Regions from separate parts of the Homo sapiens genome. Here region 2 is linked to region 1. A link is a contact called in ENCODE Hi-C or POLR2A ChIA-PET data. All regions are on one chromosome and are shown on one strand. Each heading gives the region's core, a stretch centred on a gene start or an enhancer-like site at or near the end of the contact. The rest is flanking DNA. Distances are from core to core; before and after follow the strand shown. Region 1 overlaps TODL (transcript overexpressed in dedifferentiated liposarcoma). Region 2 has its middle 61 kb from the start of TODL.

Region 1 (3,110 bases), core at 340-2,839:
TGAGCATCTTTTCTTGTGCTTATTGGCCGTTTGTATGTTTTCTTTAGATAAATGTTTATTCAAGTCCTTTGCCCATTTTTAAAGCAGGTTGTTTTGTTATTGTCATTGTTGTTGAGTTTTAGGAGTTTTTTATACATTTTGTATATTACTCTCTTATCTGATATGTGATTTGCAAATATTTTTTCCCATTCTGTGGGTTGCCTTTTCACTCTTTTGACAGTATATGTGAGAGTTTGAATTATCATAACAACTCGTATGTGAGTTTATGTGTGTTAGATGTGAGCTACCTAATACTCCTTCAATAAAACTCTTCCTGCCTCAACAGTTAGGGTGGCCTCTGTTGTCTGCAATCAAGAACTCTGATTGATACATTCAGTGAAGACAATTATATTATACTTGGCAATATTTCCTTAAAAGGTAGTGTTTTATGAGAAACCCTTAATTTCAATTGGGACTTTTGTACCAATGTTTATTGCTCCTAACCTTCCAATGTTTGTAAAACTGGTTTAATAGAATTTTTATGTCACAAAGGGGGTACAATGAAGATTATAAAACTAATAGATGAAATCTAGACACAAAAAAGTAAAACTCTGAATAAGAAACCATAACTGAAATGGCACATTTAATTGTAGGAGTTTAACTCCGCATACACTCGATTTTGCTGCAACTGGACAAGAAAGAGATACATTTCTGAGAAAAAAGCAAAGAAAATCAAGTCCCAGTAGTCTAAGTTTTTAGAGCAGAAATCCTAAGAGTATCTCAAAAGAAGCGAGATTGTTGATCATGGAAGTGATTGATTATCATGAGGTTAACACACCTTGGAGGAGATGGAGATAAGCAGGTAGAGAAGGAGGTAAATGCTCCAGGCCCAAGGTAACAATTCAGGATTCTAATCTCAGTTATTTCACTTACATGCTGAGTAAGTTATTCATTCAGAGCTGCTCCTATTAATTCCAGCCAATGATTATACTCTTAAAAAAACAAGGTGCGCAAATTAGAATGCTTGCTTTCTTGTTATTTATGCATGTTCTCTGTCTATCCCACACAGCCATGTGAGTAATAGTGACCTCATCACAAAAAAGAAAAAAAGAAAAAAAAACTCGCATAAACTCTGCTACAGGAATGCACGTGTTTTTCGGACCCAGACTTTTTTTTTTCCTGTTTGATTTATCTCTCTATTATTGGAGATTTTACTTTTTCTTCCTGGTTTGCACATGCTGGTCTTATCAAGAGAGAAGTACTTCTGTCCCATGTTCACCACTTCCATAGAAACAATTCTCTCCAATCTTTCTAATATGAGAAAAGCTGGAAGACAGAAATGAAAAAAACAATTTAAATTGGAATAAAGATTTTTGTTTTTTTTAAAAGCGCACATCCACTTCAGCTGACAAGATGATTCCTGAAGAAATCAGAACAGACAAAGAAGCAAGACAGAGAGAATAGGTAAGCTAGTATTAAGTGAAAGGTTGACAGGGAAGTCAGTTCTCTTCGGAGCAAAGCACACCCTGGCAGAGATGAGCGGGCGTTTAACTCTCCAAGTCCACACCCAGTGGAGTGCGTCACCCAGGCTCTTACCTTTCGTAGCTGAAGAACGCCTTGTGCAATGACCTGTGCCACAGCCAGCTAATGACATGCAGCATCAGGCATCTGAGAAATAATTAACTGCCTGCCCTTCATTTTCAGCCTACAATTAGACAACTGTGGCTGCAATTGTGTGTGCAGTTTTCCAACAACAAATAATTGTGGCTAAAGGCATGCTTGCATTGTGAAAGGGAGACATAATTGGGACCCCCCTTTAATAAGTTAGTACCTAAAATGTAAGCAAGTATATAATTTGGCTAGTGGAAAGACAACCCTGACTTTTTTTAATTACATTTTTATATTTTAACAAATGCTTTCCCTAGCCCATTTGCAGACCTCACTGCAGCATTGTTGGCATAGAACAATCATAATTAAACTATAAGTAAGAAATGCCACATCACAGATGAACCAACACTGAATCCTAGCAGACTGTAGGGTACCCTGTATTCATTGCAGAAGAGGCACCAATAAAGGCCCAAAAAGCAAAGGACGCAAATTATTTCATTCTACTTGAAATATTAACAGAGTCAACCGCAGGGCACCCAGCACAGTGCCCAACACGTGGAAGACACACATGTCTCTAATTGATGCTGTGTTGAGTCCCCTTCCTTGTGCTCCCGCAGCATTTAAAAGGTGGCTTTACTTTAGCCCTTAGTGCTTCCTGTCTTCTTTCCGTTTGCTTGTTTGTCTGTCTGTCTCCCCCACTGTCCTGTGAGCTATTGGAAGGAAACATCCATGTCTTTTTCATCCTTTATTTTCCTGAGCATATTTCTGTCTCTGGTGTCAGAAAGCCACATTAGCCTCTGTCAAACAAAACAAAACAAAACAAAATGACAGGAAAACGGGGAGCTCTTAGTAGGATTCCCTTTCTTTCCTCCATCTCATGGGGCTGCCTCCTTTAGGGAGCTGGCCTCGTTCTCTCTGCTGCAGGTGGGTGTTCTCTATGTGGGTGATAGCATAAGCGGATGGCTCTTCAGTCAGACTGCCTCAGCTTGAAGCTGGTTCCACTACTTACTTAGAATAAATTACTTAAGCTCTTTGAGTCTCAGTTTCCTCATCTGTAAAACAGAGACAACAACAATAATAATACCTACCTACCCTATAAGGTGGTTGTAAAGATTAAATGAGATGATAATACACAAGCAGAGCCAGGCATGGTGGCTCATGCCTGTAATCCCAGCACTTTTGGAGGCCGAGGCAGGAGGATCACCTAAACCCAGGAATTCAAGACCAGCCTGGACAACATAGTAAGACCTTGTTCTACTAAAAATAATAAAGTTAACCAGTCACAGTGATGCATGCTTGTACCAGCTGCTTGGGAGGTTGAGGCAGGAGGATAGCTTGAGCCCAGGAGTGCGAGGTTGTAGTGAGCCATGATTTCGCCACTGCACTCCAGCCTGGGTGACAGAGCGAGACGCTATCTCAAACATTTTTTAAAAAGGCACAAGCAACTCACAGCGGTACCCAACACATGGAATGTGCTCAATAAATGTATGCTAATATACTATTAGTGTTGCTATTTTTGTGGA
Region 2 (3,110 bases), core at 216-2,715, 44 kb before region 1:
TTCAATGTTCAATTTCTTCTTAATTTTGTCTAGATTCTCTGTTCTCCAAATGTAAAATCAAGAATGAGAACGCTGGCAGAAGTAAGGAAAGATGAGACCTGTTTTGAAAACGAAGTTTTAGAGGAACTATGTGAACAGATTGTGTTCTTCAGGGGCCTGGCACATGATGACATCTAACACCCATGGCCAACAGCATTCATAATCACCAATACGCAGCATCATACTCTGTCTACTGGCAATTCCCAGAGATCCAAGAAATATGTAAAACACTGGCTAGAAAGTGTTCTTGTGGCACGAGGCGGTGCTCATCAGGTGGCTTTAGGGTGCACTGGTCACCTGTTACGTGCAGGTCTCCTGGAGGACCTGAGTCCCTGCCCCAGCTCAGCCCACACCACCTCTGTCACCCTGAGACTTATAACCAGGCCAGGCGCGATGGCTCATGCCTATAATCTCAGCACGATGGGAGGCCGAGGCGAGTGGATCACTTGAGGTCAGGAGTTCAAGACCAGCCTAGCCAACATCTCTACTAAAAATATACAAAAATTAGCTGGGCGTGGTGGTACACGACTGTAGTCCCAGCTACTTGGGAGACTGAGGCAGGCGAATTGCTTGAACCCGGGAGGTGGAGGTTGCAGTGAGCTGAGATCGCGCCACTGCACTCCAGTCTGAGTGACGGAGCAAGACCCCAGCTCAAAAAAAAAAAAAAGGCCATTGAGTCCCTGTCTCTTCAGTAGTACTCTCCTTAAGGTCATTGGGAGGATTAAATGAGATAGTGTAATGTACATTAAAGTCATTTATAAATATTTCTAAATGATTTATAAATTATTTCTAAAACCAAAATAGCCCAGACCTCACCAGACGCAGCCTGTGAGTGGCAACAAGTCACACTGACATTCGTGCTGAATTATAATGATGGGCTACTTAAGAAGGAATGCTTGTGGCTGCCCTGAGTCTAAATACAAAAGCCGCCTTGCCTTTGGAAGCAAGGTAGAGGTGGGAAGACTGGCCCTATCACCACCCAATGCTGCGCATGTCGTCTAGATTCCCAAAGCTGCAAGCTTGCAAACTAGGTGCTTTGGTTTGGGCTCTGGAGAAACCCCTCCAGCCAGTGTGAACCTGTATGAGTGTTGGGGGGTGGGGAGGGGGAGCAAAATAGATGGGACTTTATGCCTTCCCCTTCTATTTTCTTTATCCGCCCTCCACCATCTCTCTCCCAGGCCAGACACAAAATTCTTCTCTTCTTCTGCTCAAAAACCGAACTCTCCCAAGCATTCACTTCTGCAAGCAGTTACCTGAAGGAGTCACCATCTATAAACAGCTCCTGTCTGAATGGCATTGAGGCACAATAGGGCACCCTGCCACAGAGATATACAGGGTTATCATGCCCACCTCCTGACTCACTCCTTTCTCATTTGATCCTGAGAAACAGGAAGTAAAAGGCCACAATAATTGGAAATGACCTGACTTCCCATCCATTTAACACTGAGTCACCGAGTCCTTAGGTGCTCTCCTCAGTTAAAGTTTTACCATGATGACTTTTGCTGTTGTTGCTGCTTCATTTTGATTGGTGAATGAAATGGCTCCCCCAAAACCTTAAGTAAGTTCTTGAGTGATGTGTGTATGGTTGCTTGTTTTAAAATCAGTGTTATTATTTGATTATAAATTCTTCTATGAAAGAAGTTGAAAGGAAGACTCCAGGCAAGAGACCCACGGAGTTATTTAAGGATTATAGACTTATTTTCAAGGCAGTTATGCTAAATTATGGATGATGCACTCCCTGGAAGACAATGTGAGCCTCTCTAGAAAAGGCAAGTGTTTCTCTTTTAGGTAAGTTGACAATTTATGTCTGCCCTCCGGTGACTTTAAAATCACACAAAAGACTATTCTATTTATTAATTGTCAAGAATTTTTTTAAAGCTCCCAGGGCTAAATTATATATGTCCCCTTCCAACCAGGATAATTAAATAATAGAATACAGTATATCGGGTCCTGGTGGGGTGGACAGCAGAGCTGCCGACCAAACACGCTGGGACCTCACTTGGCCTGAGAACTATCCGAGAGCACTTTTTTTTTTCTTTTAAAACCCAGTTTAGGAGGCTCATTTACGAGCCTATGCAAATCAGACATTCCTCAGTGTTTGCTTCTGAATTATTCATTTGTATCCCTCATCCTACTACTCAGGAAACAGAACAAGAATTTACCAAATAATAACTTGAATGAAGTTGTCTGTCCCAATGCCCAAGACATCGCACAAAATTTGAAGTTTTCTCCAGGGGCATGGGTGTGTCAGGGTGTGAACTTATAAATGATTCTCTCTTGCACAAAACATGTAATTAGAAATTCCATATCAGATATGCCTACTTCAGATGGTGCAACCAAAAAGAATCATAATGACATTTGTATTAAAATGTAACAAATAATCTATTATGAATCTTGCTTCTCTTTTTCATAATTGCCCACCATTTACAAAATGCGTGTCTAGGCAAATCAAGCTCCTCAACAGAGTATTAAAAAGTATAGGCTTTACTTGTTTTATAAAGCCAAGCCATAACTGTAACAGCTAGTAATAACAGCTGCCATTTTATAGAACACTGGCTTACTATTCACAGGGCACCGTCCTTGCATTTTACACTCACGATCTCATTTAACCTCCTGCCAACCCTCGAAGTAGGTACTGTTATTTTGTCTGTTTTACAGATGGGGAAACCAAGGCTCAGAAAGGTCAAGCAACCTGCTCAGGTTGACCAATAGTAAAGTCTGGATAGGGCACTTACATAGAGTTGCGTAAGTCACTCACTGCCCCAAAGGCACTGGCAGCCAAAGGAATAAATAGAGGCCAAAATCCAGCCTGTGTTTCACTTGCCCAGCCACATGCTGGCAGGGCTGCACCCACTAGAGGGGACACCTTCCTCTAACATGAACAAAGGCACTAAATGGGCTAGCAGCAGCCGTGGGGCTGGAACCCGGCATCAAACCCACTGAGCTGATTCCACAGCCCCTGTGCTTCACACTAGACTGACTACCTTGCCACATACATTTTCCTACCTCAGAGGGGCCCATAAAGGTCACACACTATTCCATTATTTTCTACTGGCTGGGCTTGGGGATGG

Evidence for each region. Hi-C counts contacts between places; a loop is a spot of excess contacts on that map. ChIA-PET counts read pairs that join two places held with the same protein, here RNA polymerase II (POLR2A). Pooled maps may share reads with other maps.
Region 2: a map of endothelial cell of umbilical vein shows a loop between it and region 1 (5-fold over the local background). The contact joins two enhancer-like sites. A Hi-C loop is called at or near these places in 5 of 168 maps with a recorded cell type or tissue (Calu3, MCF 10A, PC-3 and 2 more) and 2 of 50 pooled maps. POLR2A ChIA-PET finds 5 or more read pairs at or near these places in 2 of 52 experiments (MCF 10A and PC-9).

Annotation. Positions count from the first base shown.
Region 1 is chr12:69,023,055-69,026,164 of GRCh38, reverse strand. It overlaps TODL (transcript overexpressed in dedifferentiated liposarcoma), which reads right to left. Exons shown (of 3, transcript XR_001749099.2): 3 at 834-1,305. Among named protein-coding and RNA genes, the nearest start is that of TODL, 17 kb to the right of the region's middle. RefSeq lists an enhancer at 808-2,007. Within about 2 kb of position 1,589, at least 6 of the 41 ENCODE cell types and tissues checked have a DNase peak (open chromatin) inside an H3K27ac peak, as active enhancers do; they include PC-3, where a contact is called at or near this core.
Region 2 is chr12:69,066,931-69,070,040 of GRCh38, reverse strand. No RefSeq gene overlaps it. Among named protein-coding and RNA genes, the nearest start is that of TODL, 61 kb to the right of the region's middle. RefSeq lists an enhancer at 979-2,178. Within about 2 kb of position 1,465, at least 4 of the 41 ENCODE cell types and tissues checked have a DNase peak (open chromatin) inside an H3K27ac peak, as active enhancers do; they include PC-3, where a contact is called at or near this core.